Regions from separate parts of the Homo sapiens genome. Here regions 2 and 3 are each linked to region 1. Evidence: read pairs that join two places in POLR2A ChIA-PET (ENCODE). Cell type or tissue: Caco-2. All regions are shown on one strand. Region 1 holds the start of SULT2B1 (sulfotransferase family 2B member 1). Region 2 holds the start of IZUMO1 (izumo sperm-oocyte fusion 1). Region 3 overlaps LMTK3 (lemur tyrosine kinase 3).

Region 1 (8,000 bases):
TGACAATTCATTCATTCCATCAACAGGCACTTATTGAGCATTTACTATATTCCAGGCTCTTCCCTTGGGAAATAACCGCAGATTTGACATAGAACAAGCCCTTCTTTCATGGGGTTGACAGTCTAGTGGGGAGATAGATGGTAAACAAGACAAAGAAGCAAAACATTTAGGAGGTCAGATGGTGACGAGTGCTATGGGAAAAAGTAAAACAGGAAAGAGGAATGGAGAAGTTGGTGGACGAGCCTGGGGGAGGTGACACTGGGCAGAGTCAGACGATAGGAGCCCACGAAGCTCCCAGGTATCAGGAACATGCGGGAATAGCAAGGGCAAAGGCCCTGCAGTAGGAGCCTCCCCTGGGTCTTAGGCCGCCTAGTTTGGCCAGTTTCTTTCCATTGCCCACTCAGGCACAACCTCAGGCCCTACTGCTCCCCAACCTTCCTGTGCCCCGGGGATGCCTCCGCACCTGCCTGCGAGTTTCCCTCTCAGGATCCCTAAGGACCTGGGCATTCCCTTCCCCAGACTCTCCCTAACCCCCCACCCCAGCAGCACACAGAGCCAGGGACAAAGGGTCATTGAATAGAAAACAAAGGTGAAGACAGCCCAGCCGGAGGCCTGGTGGGGTGTCATGGTTCAGTCCCCCACCTCCGACATCAGAGGGGTTCACTCAGCCTCAGAGGGGGATGCCTGGCCCTCTCACCCTTCCACCCACCCTGCAAGAGAGCCTTTTTATCAGCAGGAACATCAAGGCTTAACACTGAAAGTATCAAGGCAGAATGTTGAGGATGTGGACTCGGTAGTGGCTGGGGGCAGGGGCGGGTGCTCCCACAGCTCAGCCTCCTGGAGACGGGTCTTGGGGTGGTGAATTGAGAGATGGGATACCCCAGAACCCTCCTTTTCTGCTTACCATCAGAGTGAAGGCGGGCAGTGCTGTGTGCCCTGGGGGAAGCCACATTACCTCTCTGGGCCCCCTTCCTGCATCTGTTAGGTGAGTCTGACGTCTTCCATCCCCCTCACCTATGCAACAATAATTGGTCAGTATATACAATTTTATTTGTTTTGGCTTTTTTTTTTTTTCTTTTTGAGATGGAGTTTCACTCTTGTTGCCCAGGCTGGAGTGCAACAGTACAATCTTGGCTCGCTGCAACCTCTGCCTCCAGGGTTCAAGTGATTCTCCTGCCTCAGCCTCCCGAATAGCTGGGATTACAGGCACCTGCCACCATGCCCAGCTAATTTTTTGTATTTTTAGTAGAGATGGGGTTTCACTATGTTGGCCAGGCTGGTCTTGAACTCCTGACCTCAGGCGATTCACCCGCCTCGGCCTCCCAAAGTGCTGGAATTACAGGCGTGAGCCATTGCACAGGCTTTCTTTTGGCATTTTTTTTTTTTTTTTGAGATGGAGTCTCTCTCTGTCGCCCAGGCTGCAGTGCAGTGATGTGATCTCAGCTCACTCCAACCTCCACCTCCCAGGTTCAAGCGATTCTCGTGTCTCAGCCTCCCAAGTAGCTGGGATTACAGGCACCTGCCACCACTGGTGGGGAGACTGGCTTCATGACTCCAGGACTCTGAGGGGTCAGGGACCAACAGCTGGGGAGGGCCAGGGTTTGGGGTGGGGGCAGAAGAGAAGAGAACACCGTCTATGCTGAGCTCACTGTGTACCAGATCCTCCACCAGCAGCTGAGAGTGTCTCCCTCAGTCCTCACAACAGCCCGATGGGTGCCATTCACAGATGGGGAAACTAAGGCAAGATGAGCCTATGAGCAAGATGGTTCCCGGCCCCACAGCTGGGAGGCACTGGAGCTGGGATTTGAACCAGGGCTGTGACCTTCAGACTCTCACGCCCAACCATATCTGGCAGTTGTCTCTCATATCTGTGTCTCTCCCTGTCCCTGACCTTTCTATGTATCTCTGTCTCTGCCCTCTGTATATCGCTGCTGGGTCTCTCAGGGTCTCTGACCCCTGTGTGTCTCTGTCTCCTCTGGGTGTCCGTGTGTCTCTGTCTCCGCCCTCCGTGTATCTCTGTTGCGTCTCTCAAGGTCTCTGGCCCCTGTGCATCTCAGTCCCCTCCTGGTCTCTGTCTCCCATGCCCTCTGCCCTCTCCCTTTCTCCCTGGCTCCCGCCCTGTCTGTGCTGCCGTGGTCCTGGCTGTGCCTCTGTCCCTGTGTCTGTTTCCAGGGTGCCCCTTACGCGTCAGCCCGTGAGGGCAAGTTTCTGTCTGCCCCTTCCCCAGCGGTGGCCTAGTGCTTGGAACAGCGCCTGGCAGACAGGAGATGCTCAGTAAATATTTCTCAAATGAATAAAGGAATGAATGAGTGAATGAATGAATGAATGAATGAACTCGCTGAGATGGGCGAGATCAGCGCCATTTCCCAAATGAGCAACGTGGGCTCCAGGTGGGTGCCCACAGGCCCAGAACTGCCAGCCCGGAAGGTTCTGGCGTGGGCTTGGCACTGACCCCCTGGACTCTGCCCCCAGCTGAGCACCAGACGCCAGGACGTGCCCATCACTGCTCCTCCCCGCCCTCAGAGCAGGGTGGCTCCCTCTGGCCTCTCCCCGCTGTTGGAGGCGTGGGTAGCAGCTGGGAGAACCGGCTGGGTGCTGCCCCTCCCCTTGGGCCGGGCACGGAGTAGGCACCTGGCGGGCTCCCCAGGTGGCAGACGCTGTCGCTGCGCACACCTGGCCTCTGTGCCGCCTGCTCCCTGCTCGTCCTCCCCTCCCCACCCTCACCCACCTGCCATGGACGGGCCCGCCGAGCCCCAGATCCCGGGCTTGTGGGACACCTATGAAGATGACATCTCGGAAATCAGGTGAGGCCCAGACCTGGGCAGGAGCCAGGAGATCCCAGGGAGGAGGTGGCTGTTTGGGGGAGCCGGGGACTGTGGCAAGGGTGGCCTCCAGCCACCCGCAGCCGCAGGCCTGGCCCAGACTTAGCTGGAGGGGCTGGGCTGGGCTGGGGCATCCAGTGTGGTGTATAGGTCCCTCCTGAGAAGGGAGTGAGGACCCGACCGTGTTGAGTCACCAGTGGGGATGCCTGGGGTGTCCCTGTCGCTCTCCGGGCCTCAGTTTTTCTGTCTGTCAAAGGGGCCCACAAGCCCTGTGTCTCCCTGATAGAGCAGTGGAAGAGAGCAGGCAGCTTGGTGCATAGTAGTTGCTCAGGAAACACAACAGCCTGTAGTACCCAGGACACCCCATGCAAGCCCTGAAATAACGGGGGTGCTTGGGGGTGAAATGGGAGAGACTGGGATGCTGCTGAGACCCCCAGAGGGAGAAGCTGTGTTCTAGGGCACTTGGGGCGGAGAGGGCAGGCTCTGGACTCTTCAGGTCTCCTAACAGTGGTTAGGGCAGAGCACTGCCCACTTCCATGAGCTCAGCGTGACTCCCTCTTCCTGGGGATGAGTCAGACACTTTGACAGTACCTGCTTTCCAGATGGGGAAACTGAGGCTGGGAGGGAACGCGACATGACCGCAATTACGCAGCTAGAAGCAAATCTGAACCCGGTCTGTCTCACGCCAGAGCCTGTGGTTTCTCCTGCTCCTCACAGCCTTGGTGATGTCCCCTTTACACCCCTCCCCGTGGCTCCATCTTTTAGGGGAGCGCAGAGGCCCAGAGAGGGCAGGCAGCCTGCCCCAGATCACACAGCAAACTGCTGAGACAATCTCCAACCCCTCGTATCTTGCACTCTTGCCAAGTGAGACCTTCCTGGCAGCCTGGGCCCCTCCAGCCACCGTGGGCTGTGAGGAGGGAGACAACCAAGACCTGTTCTCAGCCCAGTTGCCTCATTCCTTTCTTATTTTATTTTATTTTTTTGAAATGGAGTTTCGCTCTTGTTGCCCAGGCTGGAGTGCAATGGCACGATATCAGCTCACTGCAGCCTCCGCGTCCTGGGTTCAAGTGATTCTCCAGCCTCAGCTTCCCAAGTAACTGGGATTACAGGAGCCCGCCACCATGCCCGGCTAATTTTATTTTTGTATTTTTAGTAGAGAAAGGGTTTCACCATGTCGGCCAGGCTGTTCTTGAACTCCTTGCCTCAGGTGATCCACCTGCCTCGGCCTCCCAAAGTGCTGGGATTACAGGCGTGGGCCACCACGCCTGGCCGCCTCATTTCATTCCACTGTTTCAGGCCCTCCCCTCCCCTCCCTCAGCCAGAAGCTGGGGCATGAAGAGGCCTTCCTGGGTGCCTGGGACTCCAGAGACAGGAGCAGTTCAATCCTGATTGCTGTGTGACCTAGACAAGCTTCCTGATGTCTCTGGGCCTCCTGGGCTGAGAGCTGTGACCAGGCTGGCCCAGTTCTGCGTGAGGGAGGCCCCAGCATTCTTTACTCAACATTGTCTAATCCAGGACTTCTGAGTTCTGCAATTCTTCTCTCCAGAGATAAACAGATAAGCCAGCTCGCCTCCAGGGTTCCCGCCTCTGGGAAGGCCTCACCCCCACCCCAGCCAGGCACCTGGGAGCCTTTTTTTTATCTCCGCGACGGCTCTGCCAGCTGGTCATAAAACGCCCTGAGTGACCTCGCTAAGTGGGTGACCTTGGTTTAGTCACTGACCCTCTGCGAAGCTCGGTTTCGTCATCGTGGGGGAGAATAGCCCTCCCCTGCAAGACTCCTCCAGCCCTGATGGCTGCAGAGCCCTGGGGGGGTGCCCTTAGGACCTCAAACTTCCAGGCACTTCTGGAATCCCCCAGGCCTGGAAGCGTGCCTCTCCCCAGCGAGCCTGCTGGAGCATCCCCCTGGGGCCCACTTCCTTCGGGATGTGCCCCTCCCAGACCCCCTCAGATACGCCACGTACCCCCCCAGATTCGCACCTCCTCCCAGGTTGCCCATCTCAGGGATGTCCCCTCCCCATCACTGGCTCAGATCCACAGGGCTTCTCCTGGCCCCGACTTCCCCCTCTGCTCGCCCCCAGCCTGTCAGTCCCCAACCCCCACCCCTGTCCCCTGACTCTCTGCCCTGGTTCTTCCTCTCGGTTGCCACAGCCCCAGCTCAGGCCTCCTCATCTCCCCCCAACCTCACCACTCCAGCCTTGGCTGTCCCAGGCTGCTCCTCCCCTCCTCCCAGCCATCCAGTGAATTCCTCAGCGCCCAGCCCTCACCCACCCCGCCCCCCCAGCCTCCTCACCTGCATTCCAGCTACTCTACTGCTTTTTTTTTTTTTTTTTTTTTTTTTTTGAGACTGAATCTGGCTCTGTCACCCAGGCTGGAGCACAGTGGAACGATCTCGGCTCACTGCAACCTCCGCCTCCCAGGTTCAGGTGTATTACCTCATCTAATCCTCACAGCCATCTGAGATGAACCCACTTTGACTGCTGTCATCCTGTGTCAGAGATGAGGCCCAGAGAGGTTGAGTAACTTGCCTAGGGTCACACAGCTGCCAAGCAGGGCACGGCCAGGATTTGAACCAGGGAAGCCTGACTGTTATCATGCCCTGGACAGGGAATTTAGGGATGATGAGCAAGACCAGGAAGGAGCGAGATCCAGGAGGTAGACTCAGCCCAGATGGGAGGTGAAGCGGGCGCTCTGAGGTTCTAGCCTCCGAGTAGCTGGGATGACAGGCGCGTGCCACTGCGCCCAGTTAATATTATTACTATTATTTTTTTGAGACGGAGTCTCACTCTGTCGCCCACGCTGGAGTGCAGTGGCACGATCTCGGCTCACTACAACCTCGGCCTCCCAGGTTCAAGCGATTCTCCTGCCTCAGCCTCCCAAGTAGCTGGGATTACAGGCACCCGCCACCATGCCTGGCTAATTTTTATATTTTTAGTTGAGACAGGATTTCACCATGTTGGCCAGGCTGTTCTCGAACTCCTGACCTCAGGTGATCCACCCGCCTTGGTCTCCCAAAGTGCAGGGCTTACAGGCGTGAGCCACCGTGCCCGGCCTATCTACTCTATTACTTTGAATTCCCTGGCCACGCTTGTTCCCTGCCACAGTGCCTTTGCTTATCTGGCTCCTTCCATAGGGATCCCAGAGACATCTTCTCTCTCTCTCTCTCTCTCTTTGCTTATCTGGCTCCTTGCATAGGGATCCCAGAGACATCCTCTCTCTCTCTCTCTCTCTCTCTCTCTCTCTCTCTCTCTTTTGAGACAGAGCCTTGCTCTGTGGCTCACACTGGAGTGCAGTGGCACAATCTCGGCTCACTGCAATCTCTGCCTTCTGGATTCAAGTGATTCTCTTGCCTCAGCCTCCAGAGTAGCTGGGATTACAGGCATGCGCCACCACACCCAGCTAATTTTTGTTTTTTTTTGGAGATGGAGTCTTGCTCTGTCACCCAGGCTGGAGTGCAGTGATGCGAACTTGGCTCATTGCAACCTCCGCCTCCCAGGTTCAAGCGATTCTTCTGCCTCAGCCTCCTGAGTAGCTGGGATTACAGGCACACTCTACCATGCCCGGCTAATTTTTTGTATTTTAGTAGAAACGGGGTTTCACCATGTTGGCCAGGCTGGTCTTGAACTCCTGACCTCAGGTGATGTGCCCACCTCGGCCTCCCAAAGTGCTGGGATTACAGGTGTGAGCCACCGCGCCCGGCCTAATTTTTGTATCTTTAGTAGAGAAAGGGTTTCGCCACTTTCGGGACTTTGCGTGCACCAGCGCAGTGTCCTTTGCCTGGGCTGACCTCTGCCCTCTCTCCTTCCTTTGCCAAACTTCTCAGGCGTTAAGATTCAACACGGGCAATTTAGGATTTTTGGCCAGGGGAATGAGAGAATGCAGGCAGACACCCACGCCAGGTCCCAGGTCCCTGATCACGCTGGTCTAGCTTCAAATCTGCCCCGTGGCACCAAAATATTGGCCTGTTCGTGGATAGGAAATGAATGTAGGAAATCTGTGAAAAGGACGTCAAGAATGAATGAATGAATGGAGGCTCCATTAAGCAACCTCTGAGCCGGAGCTTCCAGGATGAGTCAGGGTTAGCAGACGGGGAGGAGGGGCAGGGAGTGCTGGGAAAGGGAATGGTTGGGGCACAGGGACACAGGTGGCTTCAGGAGAGTAAGGGGCAGCTGGGTCAGGAGAGGGCCAGCTGCCGTGGAAACTCCCCGTGGTGGGCCATCCTGCAGCAGACCTGAGTGGCTCTCAAATGGTTCGTTTTTTAAGCACCTCCAGGGAGAGAAACTATTGTTTTCAGAATACACGCATATGTGATTTAAAAAAAAAAAAAAAGTTGCCAGCTCAGTGGCTCACACCTGTAATCCCAGCAGTTTGGGAGGCCGAGGCAGGTGGATCCCTTGAGGTCAGGAGTTCAAGACCAGCCTGGCCAACATGGTGACACCCCATCTGTACTAAAAATAAAAAAATTAGCCAGAGTTGTGCCACACACCTGTAATCTCAGCTACTCAGGAGGTTAAGGCAGGAGAATCGCTTGAACCCAGGAGGCGGAAGTTGCAGTGACCTGAGATCCTGCCACTGTACTCCAGCCTGGGCAACAGAACAAGACTCTGTCTCAAAAAAAAAAAAGTTGTCCTAGGCCAGGCATGGTGGCTCCTGTCCATTGCAGTACTTTGGGAGGCCAAGGCAGGAGTATCATTTGAGGCCAGGAGTTCAAGACCAGACTGGACAACACAGCAAGACCCCGTCTCTAAAAAAATAAAATAAAAACCAAACAAGGAATTGACCAGAATTTAATTCAGGATAGCAGCTCAAGGGACGGGTAGATGCCACAGGAAGGGGCCCAGAGATATCAGCAAGATGCATCGCTCAGAATGTTCTAGTTTATGGGGTTCATTATGAATTATGAGAAATTTAATATGTGAGATCGGGCTCTGTGGCTCATGCCTGTAATCCCAGCACTTTGGGAGGCTGAAGTGGGCGGATCACTTGAGGTCAGGAGTTCAAGACCAGCCTGGCCAACATGGTAAAACCCCGTCTCTACTAAAAACACAAAAATTTGCCAGGCGTGGTGGCACTTGCCTGTAGTCCCAGCTACTGGAGAGGCTGAGGCAGGAGAGTTGCTTGAACCCAGGAGGCGGAGGTTGCAGTGAGCTGAGATCGCATACTGCACACCAGCTTGGGTGA
Region 2 (8,000 bases), 190 kb after region 1:
CAGGAAGCCACACCCCGTGCCCCGAAACCACACCCAACAGGAAGTCACGCCCCCATCGCCAAGGCCACGCCCCCGCCGCGGACCCCAGCTTTCCTGGGCCCTGAATCCTACACTTCTCTCAGCCCCACAGCACTGACCTGTGACGTGAAAATTGATGATCGTGGCTGGGCTGGAATTCACAGAGCCCAGCTCGCAGCGGTAGCTGCCTGCATCCTCTGGACCCACCATGGGCTTGGTCAGGGTGGCCTCTTTCCCCTTGGACACCAAGGTCTCCGTATTGTTCCCCCAAACCTAGACCCAAGCTCAAGGGGTCACTGAGGCCTGAGGAATTCAGGGGTTGGGGGAGTACAGGGGTGAGAAGATCACAGGGCCTCAGTGTGGGAGGTGAGTGTCCAGGGTGTCACTGGTCAGGGCACGGGGTCCCCAGAGGTCTGTAGAGACCACACCTAATAGACCACCCTCCTGGGTCATGAGAATCGTGGGTGCAGGCCCATAGATCCAGAACACAAGTATTGTAGTCTAGGGAGTTCAAGGGTTACAGAAGTTGAGGCCCTCACCCTGTAAAAGCTGTAATCAGTGAGGCCTTCCGAAGCCTGATGCCAGTTTAACTCACAGTCCAGGATCATGTCTTCCATTTGAGGAACTTCCACATTCCGCTCTGGGGGTGGGGGATGACCATGGGACACTCATGATTCTGTTTTTGTTTTTGTTTTTGAGATGGAGACTCGCTCTGTCGCCCAGGCTGGAATGCATTGGCGCGATCTCGGCTCACTGCAACCTCCGCTTCCTGGGTTCAAGCGATTCTCTTGCCTCAGCCTCCTGAGTATCTGGGACTACAGGCGCTTGCCACCACGCCTGGCTAATTTTTGTATTTTTAGTAGAGATGGGGTTTCACCATATTGGACAGGCTGGTCTGGAACTCCTGACCTCAGGTGATCTGCCTGCCTCAGCATCCCAAAGTGCTGCGATTACAGGCATGAGGCACTGCGCCGGGCCTCCTTCACGGTTCTTTACCCTCCCCTAATCCTTTACATTTGTTGTAACCTCGTCTTTTCTCTTTTCTTTCTCTCTCTCTTTTTTTTTTTTTTTTTTTTTAGATGAAGTCTCACTCTGTCACCCAGGCTGGAGTGCAGTGGCGCGATCTTATCTCACTACAACCTTCGCCTCCTGAGTTCAAGCAATTCTCTGCTTCAGCCTCCTGAGTAGCTGGGATTACAGGTGCCCACCACCATGTCTGGCTAATTTTTTTGTATTTTTAGTACAAAAACGATGGTTTCACCATCTTGGCCAGGCTGGTCTTGAACTCCTGACCTTGTGATCCACCTGCCTCGGCCTCCCAAAGTGCTGGGACTACAGGCGTGAGCCAGCGCGCCCGGCCTCTTTTTTTTCTTTTTAGACAAGGTCTCACTCTTTTGCCTGGGCTGGAGTGCAGTGGTATGATCATAGCTTACTGCAGTCTCCAACTCCTGGGTCCAAGCAATCCTCCTGCCTCAGCCTTCCAAGTAGCTGGGACTACAGGAACGCAACACCACACCTGACTAATTTTTAAATTTTTTTGTAGAGATAGAGTCTCGCTATGTTGCCCAGGCTGGTCTCAAACTCCTGGCTTCCCAATCCTCCCGTCTCAGCCTCTCGAAGTGCGAGACTATAGGTGTGAACCACTGCACCTGGCCTAAACCCTACCTTTTCTTGTCTACTGCCCCCACACCCCCATCTAGGCTCTCTCTAGACTGCCTCTCCTCTCGCCCCACCCCACCTGCACCAATTCCTCCTGCTGGGTCCAGTTCTCTCACCCCCGCAATCGTAGGACTTTCGACAAGCGTGAACCTCCTTTTTGCAGTTCTTGCACCAGATCAGAGTTTGCAACATCACACCTGGAGGGGCAGGGTCAAGGCTTGTATTTGCCCACTAAGGGGCATGGCTAAAAGGAGAGGTCAGGGCTAAGGGCTGGGGCCAGATCATCTATGACATTCCTAGATGGTCAGACGAAGGCACAGGACCAGGACGCAGGTAAGTAGTAAGTGGGCTCCAACAAGGCTCAGTAAAGATTGTAAGTAGAGGCCGGATGCGGTGGCTTACTCCTGTAATCCCAGCACTTTGGGAGGCCGAGGCGGGCGGATCACAAGGTCAGGAGTTCAAGACTAGCCTGACCAACATGGTGAAACCCCGTCTCTGCTAAAAATACAAAAATTAGCTGGGTGTGATGGCGGGCACCTGTAATCCCAGCTACTCAGGGGGCTGAGGCAGGAGAATAGTTTGAACCTGGGAGGTGGAGGTTGCAGTGAGCCGTGATCGTGCCACTGCACTCCAGCCTGGGTGACAGGGTGAGACTGTCTCAAAAAAAAGAGTGTAAGTAGAATATGACCTGCTCCCCAAGAAATCCATGGTGCAGAAAGAATACTGGAGACCCAGGAACCTCTCCAAGGCAGAGAATGACAAAACCACCAGGATCCAAAAAGGCGAGTGGGGAGGTTGACTATTCAGAGGGCAGGATGAGGGTTAACTTCTGTAATCCAGACTCACCACATTTGTTGGGACAATAAGCTGTGTCAAAAGAGAAAAAAAGAGAGCAAGAAAGAGATGACAGAGTCAGATTTCTAAATGAAAGACGATGGAAGAGGGGGTTGGGGGAAGAGCTGGGCTTTGGGCTTTTGGGTTCGAGGGAGAAAAGACTTGGGTCTGAAGGAGGAGGCAGTTGGGGAAGCTGAGGAACTGGGCTTGGAGAAGTAAGGGGCTGGAGACAAGGACTCTTGGATAGTGGAAAGAGGAGCTGGGGGACACCGACTCCCATCTTCTCTCACCCTCTTTTTGGAATCGAGCAACATAGGTGGCAAAGGTTTCCTTTTGCAAGTGCAACATCCAAAATAGCTCCTTCACGAAGAGATCGCCTGGGAAGACACAGGAACCCCCAATCCCACGTGTGAGGTGTTGGAAGTTTACTTCTGCCTGCAGAGTCTGGCAGTCTACTTCCTGGCCTTCTCAGGAAAGGGCGCTACAACTGACCGTCTAACATAATGCCAGCTGCTGGGCTAGGCAATGCATATTTTGGGGGATGGGGGAGGGTCTTACCCTGCCACCCAGGCTGGAGTGTGTGGTGTAATCGTGGCTCACTGAAGCCTCAAACTCCTGGACTCAAGCAATCCCCCCGCCTCAACCCCCCAAGTAGCTAGGACTACAGGCACACACCACCATGCCCAGCTAATATGTATACATATGTCTATTTTTTGTAGAGACAAGGTTTCACCATGTTGGCCAGGCTGGTCTTGAACTACTGAGCTCAAGTAATCTGCCTGCCTCAGCCTTCCAAAGTGCCAGGATTACAGGCCTGAGCTACCGTGCCCGGCCAGCAATACACATTTAAACTGAACAACTGAGGAAGCATTTTAGAGCCAAGGGAGCTTCAAAGTCCTTTGCTCAAGGCCGTACAGCTAGGAAGTGGCAGAGCAGGCATTGGAATCTAGGCGGTCTGGGTCCACAGCCTAGTATCTGACCAAGAGACCAGGCATCACTAACGCTGGCTTCTCTGAGAGATTCGGGACTCCCACCCCCTTGATGCATTTACCTTTTACATCACTGTCTGTGATGCGTTTCAGATCCTTCAGCAAACTCCAGGACCCCTTTTGCAGTGTGGCCTCATCTGTCAGAGGAGATATAACCCCAGATTCCAGCCTTACTGTCTCATTGGCGCGCCTAATCTTAGAAACTACAATACCCATGAGGCCACTGGGCAAAGATAGGCCTGGTTAAGGACTCAGCCGCCCGTTGCCTTCTGGGAGTTGTAGTTTTATTACATAAAATTGCCAGCCGAGGATAGGGAAAACGGTATTTACTAGCCTCGGGGAACCTCGGAATCTGCATCTCAGCCTTCTCCATTCCCGAATCCCGGAGACCCTGCTGTCAGCCTCTTCCTTCCCCTGGTCTTATCTCCCTCCTTTCCCAGGACCCAGGGGTCCGTGGTCCCCCCTGCCCTCACCAACGACCCCCATATAGGCATCCTCATTAAGCGACAGTTCCTGGAAATCCTTCACGGCATTCTCTACCCTTTCCATCATGGCTTTGTGATGCTTCGCATCCAGGTGGCCAGGCAGGTAATCTTTCTCCAGGGACTTTAGCGCCAGCACGACAGACGGGTCACATATAACACACCCCTCGGCAGGAAGCAAGCAACCGGCCAGCGCCGCACACAGGAGGGTAAAATGCGGCCCCATTGCAGCCGGCGCGCACAGTTCCCGAAGACCGTTAGGAAGGGTGCTCTCACCCCAAACCGAGAGCAGGAGAACGCTAAACGGAGAAAAGCCAAAATCCATCTTAAGAAATCCCACTGGGCCGCCTATCCATGGGGTCCGCAAACCTCGAAAAGAGGATCTTCAGGAAATCTCCAAATAAAGAGGACCTATGTCCTTCATCAAATGCCTCCGAAGTGTGAAACTGAGCCCCAATCCAGGGGACCCAAAATTTAGGGTTCTCACTGAATCCCCCAACTGAGAGATCAGAAAAACTATTAAACAGGAATCACTCATAAGTCCCCAAACTCAGAACCTGGAATCTCCCAACCCCATGCGCCCCTTCCCAAAATCCCAAACTGTGGAATTTTCCAAGTCCCCAGATTGACGTGAGCCTGAACTCCAACCCTTAAGAGCAACACCGAGGCACTCCCCCGCCAGCCCCCCAAAACCTGTTGAACCTCAAGCTGAAGATTCAATGCCCAAACCAATAAACATCTAACACAGACCCAACCACGATATTATCAAACTCGGAACTCCTTCAAAACCAAAACACATACCAGATTCCTAGAACTGAGGACCCCACTAACACTTAAGCGAGACTCCATGCGGTCCTCTAGACCTAGGGGGCCCTTGTTCACCCTTCCCCAAAACTAACGGGCTCCCAATTTGCAGGGCGCACCCTTCCGCTTAGAAAAAGGAGCCCCGATGCATCCTGAACAGTGATGCACCCTAAACAGCCGCTCCCCGACCTTGGTTCCCGATTTGTGGCCTCTAACACTAGGGTTCATTGAGGAGCCCGGTCCAGGTTCTGAGGGCTTTTAAAGAGGAAGCCGGGGTCATGACCACCTACGCTAATTTTCCCAGGGGTAAAATCAAGGATTGTGTTGGGGACGAGGGTAAGGTTGGTTGCGTGAAATCGAGAGCTTTTCGACGGGGTCTGAGTCACGGACGATCCCCTCTCCACAAGGAACTCCTGAAACCACCCCCTCCGAGCTTCTCACGTAGGGGCCCGAATTCCTTTATAGATATTCCTTGGGGTTTTCCTCGGCCCCACCCAGAAACTCAACTCTGTCTGATTGGACTGCAACAAAGGGAGGTCCCGCCCATCGCTCCATGACGTCACAGAGGCTGCAGCCTTTTTGGACTAGAATTTTCCCAGCATCTAGGGAAGAGGAAGCCTCCTGACTACTCTGGCTTCCAGAGTCAAGGACCGGACTCAGGCCTTCAGTTTCCTCCCCTCCCCTTGCCCCAGGACCCAGGCTTTGGGCTAGATCCGGCCCCCCAGGCCGCTGCCGCCCCCACCGCGGTCCTTGGAAACGGCTGTCGAGCCACGAAGTGGACATTTTAGCCCTAAGACTACAACTCCCAAAATGCCCTGGGGCCTCTTTCTCTGTAGCTGACTGACGCTGCCAACCTCATAGCTTTCCGGGAAATGTAGTTCAGTGATAATCCGCTCCCTCCTCCGCCTCTTCTGCCCACGCGGAGGTCCCAGTGGGAGGAGAGGACTGGGGGCCAATACTGACAGTCCAGGAGTGAGCAACTGGGGGCTCAGACGTTAGGGTCCTGGAAGGTCTCTCTCTCCTGTGTGATAGAAACAGGGAACCAGAAAAACAGGGACCACAACTCACACAAGTCCAGCAACAAGGGGCTGTCAGATCTAAGTAGGGACAGTACTCCCAATCACGAGTAATAAAAATCCTCAGGGCCCGGCGCGGTGGCTCACGCTTGTAATTCCAGCGCTTTGGGAGGCCGAGGCGGGCAGATTGTCTGAGGTCAGGAGTTCGAGGCCAGCCTGGCTAACATGGTGAAACCCCGTCTCTACTAAAAATACAAAAATTAGCTGGGCATGGTGGCGAACGTCTGTAGTCCCAGCTACTTGGGAGGCTGAGGCACCAGAATCCGAGAGGTGGGAGTTTGCAGTGGGCCGAGATCACACTACTGCACTCCAGCCTGGGCCACAGAGCAAGACTCGATCTCTGAAAAAAAATAAATTAATTAAAAAAAAATAAAAGTCTTCAGAAGTACCCCACCTTTTCCTCCACTCTCTTACACACACACACACACACACACACACACAAACCCACACACACATACACAGTGGCTCTGGCTCCAAAAAAGCTACAGAGACACGGGTTAGTGCTGTAGACTTTTAATTCATACCTCCTGCTCTCTCACCCGTGGCAGCTGAGTTGGGAACAGTACTGTAACAATTGTAACTGTAACTCCCTGATAAGCCTACAGGCATGGGGTCTGGATGAGTAGACAGGGGATGTGATCAGAGCTGACTATGTTTAAGGTTTCTTCTTTCACCCTCCAAAAAACAGCAAGGGGCTCCTGAGATCTCGACAACCCCGTCCACCTTGGCCAGACCTCGTGCTCCTGCCTGGATCTGAGGCTGGGTCCAGGGTCTGCCTACCTTTAGATCGTTTTATCTCAGACCTGCCCAAAGCCAGATGTAGTGGTTCTGGGAGTTCAGGGACAGACAGTGGTTAGCAATGAGCACGGTACCTGCCAGTTTGTCACAAGCACAGAGGGTGTGTTTATACCTGCACACTTCCAGAAAACAGATCCCAGACCCTCAGCAGCCCACCTGCAGACAAAGACCAACTTCCTTCATTGTGAGAGGCAACCTGAACTCACACCCAATATATGGAGCTCTTGGCAGTTTATGAGCTTTAAAAAAAAGTGTCCCTGGATCCCTGGAAAGTTCTGCTCCAGAAGCTGTACCATTTTGGCAGTGATCCCTCACCCCACGTTCACATTTTAGCCTGTCTGCTCAAAACAAACAAAAAAAAGTCTTTGAGGGGCTGTGGGGCTTGTTGGACAGAGTCCCGCTCTGCTCACCAACTACCCCAGCTTTTCCAGAGACTGTGAACAGAGCAAGACGCTGGCCAACTAGAGATGGTTTGTTTTCCATCTCAATTTTTCCAGCAATGGTGGAACATTCATTAGATGCTACAATTAGGTTGCACATTCATTAGATTCTTCACTTGGCCCGGTGTGCTGGCTCACATCTATAAACCCAGCATTCTGGGAGGCCAAGGTGGGAGGACTGCTTGAGCCCAGGAGTTGAAGAACAGCCTGGGCAATATCACAAGACCTCGTCTCTACAAAAATTAAAAAAAATTATCCGGGCCAGGCATGGTGGCTCACGCCGGTAATCCCAGCACTGTGGGAGGCCGAGGTGGGCAGATCACGAGGTCAGGAGATCGAGACCATCCTGGTTAACACGATGAAACCCCGTCTCTACTAAAAATACAAAAAAAATTAGCCGGGCGTGGTGGCGGGCGCCTGTAGTCCCAGCTACTCAGGAGGCTGAGGCAGAATGGCATGAACCCGGGAGGCAGAGCTTGCAGTGAGCTGAGATCGCGCCACTGCACTCTGGCCTGGGCTACAGAGCAAGACTCCGTCTCAATAAATAAATAAATAAATAAATAATTAAAAAAAAAATATCCGGGCTGGGCACAGTGGCTCATGCCAGTAATCCCAGCACTTTGGGAGGCCAAGACAGGTGGATGACAAGGTCAGGAGATCGAGACCATCCTGGCCAACATGGTGAAACCCTGTCTCTACTAAAAATACAAAAATTAGCCAGGCATAATGGCCTGTGCCTGTAGTCCCATCTACTCAGGAGGCTGAGACAGGAGAATCGCTTGAACACAGGAGGCGGAAGTTGCAGTGAGCCAAGATCACGCCACTGCACTCCAGCCTGGGCAACAGAGCGAGACCCTGTCTCCAAAAAAAAAAAAAAAAAACTAAAAAGATTCTTCACCT
Region 3 (8,000 bases), 57 kb before region 1:
GGCCCATACTCCTGGCCCTGCCCCATTGCCAGGCCCTGCCCTCACACTCAAAGCCTCCTCCCATCTTCCTAGTCCCGCCCCATTTCCCTGACCAGTCTCTCCCCAGACCCCGCCTTCACCCCTCAGGCCCTTCCCGCGCCCTGCTCCATCCGCCCCGCCCTAGGCTCCGCCCCCATTCCAGCCTTGGATTTTCTCCAGGCCTCCTCTTGCCGCGCCACAGACTTGGCCTCCCTCAGGCCCGGATCCAGACTCTGTCCCGATCCTAGGCGCGGTCTCCTTCCAGGCCCCGCCCCCGCTCTAGGCTCAGCCTGCCTTCAAACCCTGCTGTAGACCCCGCCCCACCCTAAGCTCAGCCTTCGTCTAGGCCCCGCCCCAGGCCCTGCACCTCTAGGCTCGACCTCCCTCCAGGCCCCGCCCTGGGCTCCGCCCCCCAGCCCGCCCTCTCCCTGGGCCCCGCCCCACTCTAGCTCGGCCCCGCCCCAGGCCCCGCCCCACTCTAGATTGGGGCTCCCCTTAGGTCCCACCCCAATTCAGCTTGCCCTCCCTCCAGGCCCCGCATCACTCCAGCTCGGCCTCCCTTCAGGCCACGCCCCACTCTAACTCGGCCTCCCTCCAGGCCCCGCCCCACCCTAGCTCGGCCTCCCTTCAGGCCCCGCCCCACTCCAGCTCCGCCTCCCTCCAGGCCCCGCCCAACTCTAAGCTCGGCCTCCCGCCAGGCCCTTCCCGGCTCTAGGCTCCTGCTCCCTCCAGGCCGCGACCCCGAAACCGCGCCCTCTCGGGTTCCGCACCTGGTCGAAGAGGTAGACGGTCACGTCCCCGTGGAAGGAGACCATCTTGCGCTTCCTCTCCAGCTCGCTGTCCTCTGGCTCGTCGGCCCCGCGCGGAGACTTGAGCAGCCCCCGCAGCGGGCGGGCCGCGTCCGCGTCGGCGCTGCTCACCACGACGGGCACCGGGGCTGCTCGCGCCCTCCCGGGGCCCCGCGGCCCCGCCGCCGCGCCCGGCGCCGCCGCCTCCTCGTCCTCCTCCTCGTCCTCGTCCTCGTCCTCCCCGTCCTCCTCCGCCGGCCCCGGCGCTCCCGCCCCGCCGGCCTCCCCGCCAGCCGCCCCGGCGTCCGCGCCCTCCCACGGGGGCCGCCGCGGGCCCGGCCCCGGGAATGGCGTGAGCGTGAGCGGCGGCAGCGCCAGCGAGAGCCGGGAGAGCCTGGCTGCGAGGGGAGAGACCTGGTGAGCCCCTGTCCCGGTGAAACTGAGGCAGGCCCTCCCACCTAGCTGTGTGGCCTCAGATAAGACCCCCGCACAATCTGGGCCTCAGCACCCACTTTGTGAACGGAAGGGCTGCACCAGGGCTTCTCCAGGCAGGGTGGGAAAGGTCCTCTCCAGTGCTCAACCTCCCCAGAGCTCCCCAGTGCCAACGGCTTTAAGCCGCAACTTCCCACAGCCCACCAGGCCCTCATGCCCTGGCCTACCTGATTTCTCTGGCCTCTGTCCCCACCTCCTCTGGCCTGACCTCCATCTAGCCACATGGGCCACCCCACCATTCCTCCCACCGAATAGCTGGGACTACAGGCGCACGTGCCACCATGCCCGGCTAATTTTTTGTATTTTTAGTAGAGACGGGGTTTCACCATGCTGGCCAGGCTGGTCTTGAACTCCTGACCTTATGATCTGCCCTCTTTGGCCTCCCAAAGTGCTGGGATTACAGGCATGAGCCACCACACCCGGCCAGATCCACCTCTCTGAGCCTCTGTTTCCTCACTGGCAAATGAACAAGGGTCACTTAGCCCTCCATTACTGCATAAGTGAACTGCCCTTTCTGAGCTGATGGCAGGGGCAAGAGGAGGGTGGAGGTGGGGCAGGGAGAAAGATGAATGCAGACGGTCCCTCTCAGGTCCTCGTTCTCTCTACTCAAGTTTTACTACCTTTTGCTATTCTCTAAACATGGTGAGCCAGTGCACATCTCAGTGCCCTCTCTAGAACACTCTCCCACCGATGTCCACCTGCCTCACTCCCTCCTTTCCTTCACATCTGCTCAAAAGTCACACTTTTGTTGACCAGACATCTCAGGGTGATGGGGTTATGGGCGATGCTTCATAGAGGGAGTGTTTTTTTTGTTTTTTTTTTTGAAATGAAGTCTTGCTCTCGTCGCCCAGGCTGGAGTGCAGTGGTACGATCTCGGCGCATTGCAACCTCCGCCTCCTGAGTTCAAGCGATTCTCCTGCCTCAGCCTCCCGAGTAGCTGGGATTACAGGTGCCTGCCCCCACGCTCAGCTAATTTTTGTATTTTTAGTAGAGACAGGGTTTCACCATGTTGGCCAGGCTGGTCTCGAACTCCTGACCTCAGGCGATCCTCCCACCTCGGCCTCCCAAAGTGCTGGGATTACAGGTGTGAGCCACCGCACCCAGCCTAGAGGGGGTTTTTCTGGAGTTATGAGTACCCAGATGAAGGTCAGGTTGACAACCTTTAAAAATTAGGGAAGGCTTCCTGGAAAGGGGAAATTTGGGGTCTTGAAGGATGAGTAGTTCACTTGGGAAAAAGCGGGCCATTCTCTGCCTCTTTTCACCCCCCAATCCTAATCCAACCCAGATCCTCTGACGCATCTTAGCTGCTCATCTCCCAACATTTTCATGCAGCCTGGGCTGTTTCCTGATACAGCTGTTCACAAACTCCCTACAACAATCTCAAGGAAGTGACAGTGTTCGAACACCACAGGCTATGAGGAAGAAACGTCCTCTGTCCAGCCCACTTCCTGACCCTTGCCCACTGAGCCACAGGCTCCTCTATGGAGATGATAACTGTTTCCTCAAGTGTGGCTGTGAGGTTGCCAATATAAAACAGGACCCAGCCACTTATAACTTTCATACCCGTATTTAAAGAAGTTGCGCCTCCCAGAGATTCTGCTGGAACTGTATTTCCTATGTCCACATCTAAACAAGGGCTATTTATTTTTACCCTTCATTTATCTTAAAGAGTTTTCTCTGTGGCAAAATACTTCCTGCATTCCTACCAAAACTTAATTTTCAGAAAGGCATATCTGTGCCTTCCAGCTCACTAGTCCTATGGTGGTGGAGTTGTCAGGGCAAGATCTGAAGCTCCCTGGGTCCCAGCCTTGGGCAGCTCAGGGCCTCGAACACAGGAGGCCTGGCACACTGGATAGATGCCTTAGCTTACTGGAAAGTTGTTGTTTGTTTGTTTCTGTTTGTTTTGTTTTGTTTTGTTTTGTTTGAGACAGAGTCTTGCTCTGTCACCCAGGCTGGAGTGCAGTGACGTGATCTCGGCTCACTGCAATCTCTGACTCACAGGATCAAGTGATTCTTGTGCCTCAGCCTCCCAAGTAGCTAGGACTACAGGTGCATGCCACCACGCTGGCTAATTTTTTCTTTTTTTCTTTTTCTTTTCTTTTTTTTTTTTTCTGAGACAGAGTCTCGCTTTATCGCCCAGGCTGGAGTGCAGTGGCACAATCTCGGCTCGGTGCAAACTCCGCCTCCTGGCTTCAAACGATTCTCCTGCCTCAGCCTTCCGAGTAGCTGGGATTATAGGCGCCTACCATAAAGCCTGGCTAATTTTTGTATTTTTAATAGAGACAGGGTTTTGCCATGTTGTCCAGGCTGGTCTTGAACTCCTGACCTCAGGTGATCCGCCCACCTCGGCCTCCCAAAGTGCTGGGATTACAGGCATGAGCCACCCACCATGCCCGGCCCATGCCTGGCTAACTTTTGTATTTTTAGTAGAGATGGGGTTTCGCCATGTTGGCCAGGCTGGTCTCAAACTCCTGACCTCAAGTGATCCTCCTGCCTCAGCCTCCCAAAGTGCTGGGATCACAGGCATGAGCCACAGAGCCCAGCCAGCTTATTAAGTTTAAATCAGCACACGCTGGCAGCCTGGGGCCCTTGAGCCATCCACAGACAGGCTTCCTTTGAACTGGCTGCAACCATAAAAACAAAAGAAATAAAAACCAGAGCTCTAGTTTAAAAGGGAAAAGTAGCAGATTCGCCAACACCAGGTGCACATTCCTGAGAAGTGGCTGCCCCTTCTACACAGGGCATTTTCTTCTGAAGCCCCACTCTGCCTCCCTAGCATGCTTCATCCGTTTCCCTATGTCGTCTGGCCCCTGTGGGCATGAGTTTGAGACCCCTGGTCTAAGTGAGTTGCAATAATAAAAGCAGGTGCTTACTGAATCCCTTGCTCTGATTAAGTGCCTTGGATGTCCTAATTCATTTAACCTTCACAGCAACCCTATGACGTAGGTTCTATCCCTGCCATCCGTTTTTGGCAGATGGGTAAACTGAGGCACCGTGCAGCAAGGACATTTGCCCAAGGCCAAAGAGCTAGAGAGGGGGCTGAGCCACGATGTGAGCCCAGGTGGTGCAGGCTTCAGGACCTGCATTCATCACTGCCAGCCCGACCCGACATGTTTACCCACACTCACCCTCCGCACGCCTCGGAAACAGCCGGACCTCAGCCCTGACTGTGCCCCGCAGCCTCCTCACCTTTGATCTGCTCGCTGTTCCCCTGAGGGGGTCCCAAGTCCAAGAATAGTCGTGGCATCTCGGGGCCCTTCCTCTCGGGCTTGGGGGGGTCCCCGTCTCCGCTGAGTGCCGTGTCTCCGCCGGCCCTGCTGTCTGGGGCCCCGGGCTCTCCCTCGGGGGCCACCTCCGGCCTGGCTCTCGGGGGCGCTGGCTCCAGCCTCCTCGGCTGTGCCTCCGGTGGCGGTGGCAGCGGTGGCGGCGGTGGCTGCGGCCTCGTGTTGTCTACCCATCCGGCCTTTGCGTCCACGCCGCTTCCGGGGCCGCCGCCGGGGGCCGTCCCCGTGCCCACTGGGGCTCGGCCCCCACTCCCGAGGTCCAGCCTCCCAGCCCCTGGGGCTCTCGGCGCCCCCCCAGTCTCGGGGGCTCTCCTCTCGGTCCCGGGTTCCAGCGTCCCGTTCTTGGGGGCTGGGCCAAGGGGGCCAGGGGCTGTCTCCCCGCCGTTCCGGGAGGAGACCACTGCGCTGGGTGCAGGGGCTCTCTCCAGAGAGGTCTCTGGGGCTGGCTCCCCGATCGTGGGGGCTGGACCCCAACTCTCGGGCGTCTTCTCCCAGGGCCCTGGGGCTCTCCAAGGCCCAGTCTCTGGTGGCCTCTCCGTGTTCCTGGGGAATCTCAGGCCCCCATTCTCTGACACCTTGTCCTCGCTCTTTGGGGGTGTCAGGCCCCCATTCACCAGCACCTTCTCCCCGGCCTCTGGGGACCTCAGCTCCCCATTCTCCAGCGCTTTCTCCTCCCTCCTTGGGGGTGTCAGCTCCCCATTCTCCAGCACTTTCTCTTCTCTCTCGGGGGACCCCAGGGCCCCATTCTCCGCCGCCTTCTCCTCGATGCCTGGGGCTCTCTGGTCCCCGTTCTCCAGCACTGTCACCCCGTTCACTGGGAGGCTCAGGCTTGGGGCTTGTTTCCCGTTGCCCAGGACTGTCGGGTCCCTGTTCAGGCCCGGGACTTTCTCTCTGTTCCCGGGGCCTCTCCCCGCCTTCCTGGGTCCTGTCTCCCGGGCTGTCGCCCCCTTCTCCCCCAGGAGGTTCCTTGTCACATCCTCCCGCAGGGACATCAGCAGCTGTTCCGTGCTCACTTGAACCACGAAGGTCGGCTTCTCCCGGGGCCCCGGGAGTGGGAGCGGACCCGGGTCTGGAGGTGGCCGGGGCGCTCCTGGGTCGGGTGGCTCGGGGGGAGCCCGCGGCCGAGGGACCCCTTCCTCCTCGGCCGCCCCCCCACCTGGGAAGGCTCCCTCTGGGGAAAAAGGGGTCTCGGTCTCGTAGCCGCTGTCCCCCGGCTTGGGGCCCGGCGACGAGAGGCCTGAACCGGGACTGGCCACGGCCGAAGGGGGGTCGGGGGACGCGGCCGGGTCCGCGGGGGCCCGAGGAGGTGGCGGCGGGGGGGGGGGAGCGGGAGGTGGCCCCCGCCCGGGGTACTGGGGCGCCGCCGCCCCCATGAGGGGGTCCAGAAACTCGGGGGGGGCCGAGGCGGGGGGGGCCATGGGCAAGTCGGCCAGGGAGCCCCGCTCTGCCCGCAGCGAGGAGTCGTCCTCGGGGGGGTGGGGGCAGCCAAGAGCAGGGTGGCCTCCCCAGCCTGCTACGGCGTCCCCCCGCTCCAGTGGCAGGCAGGAGCAGGCCCCCTCGCGGCTGCACAGGGGACAGGGTAGGGGACCCCGGCGGCTTGGGCCACCTCCAAGGCTGCTGCTGTCTTCCCCTGGGGAGCTGCCCTCCTCCTCCTCCTCTTCTTCTTCCACCCACGGGGCGGTCCCCCGCTCCCCCAAGACCTCGGCAGGGTCTCCCGCCAGGGTCTCCCCGGCGCCCCGGCCCTCGGGGTCCCAGCCGCTCAGCAGGAAGCTGCCTGACGCTGAGGACTGGGCTGGGAAGGGCCGGGGCGCAGGGAAGAGGGGGGAGGCCCAGGTCTCGGACACCAGCTGGGGGACCTCGGAGGGGGCCTGGGGGGCCTGAGGGGCGGGCACTCCTGGGTCCAGGGGGTCCCAGTCGTTGGGGAAGAGGGGCTCAGGAGGGGAGCCGTGCTCCTCCAAGCGGATGTAGTACTCGCTGCTCACGGAGGGGCTGCGGGCGCTGATGACAGGCAGCACGCTGGGCGTGGACAGCGCCTCGTAGAAAGGGTTGGAGGGGTTGGCGTGGGGGGCCGGGGGGGCCGACGCCGGCTGCCAGGCAGGTGCCCCCCCACCCCGGCCGGCCCCACGCCGGGCCTTCTCCCACAGGCACTCGAGGTTGAGGCCGCGGCTACTCTCGGTGACCGTGAGCACATCGTCGGGGTCGGCTCCAGGGAAGCCATCCAGTAGGGGGAACGGTGAGGAGAGGGTCCCCGGGCGGGGCGCACTGTGTGCAGGGGGCCAGGGCCAGGGGAAGGGACCGTCTCGGGGTGGGGGTGGCGGCGGTGGGGGCCGGGGAGGCCGCTCGGAGAGCAAGTAGGTGAGCTGCAATTGGAGATCAGAGGCTGAAGGGCGCTGGGCAGGTGGCCGCCAGCAGGACTGAAGAATGTCATACCTGGGGAGAGGTGGGGCAGAGTGAGCAGGGCAGAGACCCAGGGAGGGGAAAGAGACCCAGGGAGGGGACAGACAACCAGAGAGAGGGGGACAGAGACCCAGAGGGTAACAGAGACCCAGAGAGAGGGGGACAGAGACCCAGAGAGAGGGGGACAGAGACCCAGAGACAGAGGGACAGAGATCCAGAGACAGAGGGACAGAGACCCAGAGAGAGAGGGACAGAGATCCAGGCGTGGTGGCTCACGCCTGTAATCCCAGCACTTTGGGAGGCTGAGGCCGGTGGATCACCTGAGGTCAGGAGTTCAAGACCAGCCTGGCTAACATGGTGAAACCCCGTTTCTACTAAAAATACAAAAAATTAGCCTAGCGTGGTGGCACCTGCCTGTAATCCCAGCTACCTGGGAGGCTGAGGCAGGAGAACCGCTTGAACCCGGGAGGCGGAGGTTGCAGTGAGCCAAGATCGTGCCATCGCACTCCAGCCTGGGCAACAAAAGCAAAAATCTGCCAAAAAAAAAGAAAGAGAGAGAGGGACAGAGACCCAGAGAGAGAGGGACAGAGACCCAGAGAGAGGGGGACAGAGACCTAGAGAGAGAGGGAAACATAGACCCAAAAAGTGGGGCAGAGATCCAGGGAGAAGAGGGGACAGCAGACGGTAGAGATTCAGAGGAGGTAACTGGGCTGGGGAGCTGGGTATTGAGACCCAAAGAAGCAGGGGTGGGGGGAAGATGCCCATAGAGAGAGGCTGACGGGACCTGGAGGCAGAGGGGACACAGCAGCAGATGGGAACGGCTGGTGAGGGTAGTGGTGTCCCTGTTTGCGCTGTGAGCTCTGGAATCAGACAGGTAAGAAGCAGGGACCTCTTAGGGTGAAGTGGGTTCAAATCACAGCTCTGCCATCCCCTGCCTGTGTCCCCCTGCAAGTAGCAGATGCTGGCAGAAAGGGTGGGGACAGCCCCTCTTCACTCTTGAGGGGTATGGAGGGCAAACGGG

What was found. Peaks named below come from ENCODE experiments on the same cell type or tissue, not always from the same donor. Only the 100,000 strongest peaks of a DNase experiment are listed, where the experiment ranks them.
Region 2: POLR2A ChIA-PET joins it to region 1 with 11 read pairs; 2 of 35 experiments call an interaction of 5 or more read pairs at or near these places.
Region 3: POLR2A ChIA-PET joins it to region 1 with 14 read pairs; 17 of 35 experiments call an interaction of 5 or more read pairs at or near these places.

Annotation. Positions count from the first base shown.
Region 1 is chr19:48,549,520-48,557,519 of GRCh38, forward strand. SULT2B1 (sulfotransferase family 2B member 1) reads left to right here and starts at 2,653. Exons shown (of 7, transcript NM_177973.2): 1 at 2,653-2,804. The coding sequence starts at 2,734. RefSeq lists enhancers at 2,073-2,597, 4,386-5,324 and a silencer at 4,513-4,807. In Caco-2, no CTCF peak of the experiment used is centred here; DNase peaks (open chromatin) are centred at 2,782, 4,502, 5,002 and 6,912; H3K4me3 peaks cover 313 bases.
Region 2 is chr19:48,741,652-48,749,651 of GRCh38, forward strand. It overlaps IZUMO1 (izumo sperm-oocyte fusion 1), which reads right to left and starts at 5,258. Exons shown (of 10, transcript NM_182575.3): 1 at 4,784-5,258; 2 at 3,974-4,281; 3 at 3,563-3,637; 4 at 2,802-2,888; 5 at 2,524-2,544; 6 at 1,794-1,874; 7 at 558-658; 8 at 138-291. The coding sequence starts at 4,208. FUT1 (fucosyltransferase 1 (H blood group)) reads right to left here. Exons shown (of 2, transcript NM_001384359.1): 2 at 6,360-8,000. RefSeq lists cis regulatory regions at 1-237, 3,457-3,977 and enhancers at 4,753-5,538, 5,539-6,324. In Caco-2, no CTCF peak of the experiment used is centred here; DNase peaks (open chromatin) are centred at 3,740, 5,329 and 5,624.
Region 3 is chr19:48,492,906-48,500,905 of GRCh38, forward strand. It overlaps LMTK3 (lemur tyrosine kinase 3), which reads right to left. Exons shown (of 15, transcript NM_001388485.1): 11 at 4,488-7,012; 12 at 789-1,204. Among named protein-coding and RNA genes, the nearest start is that of LMTK3, 15 kb to the right of the region's middle. RefSeq lists silencers at 49-258, 258-449, 279-758, 949-998 and an enhancer at 1,011-1,511. In Caco-2, no CTCF peak of the experiment used is centred here; DNase peaks (open chromatin) are centred at 96 and 596; H3K4me3 peaks cover 1,889 bases.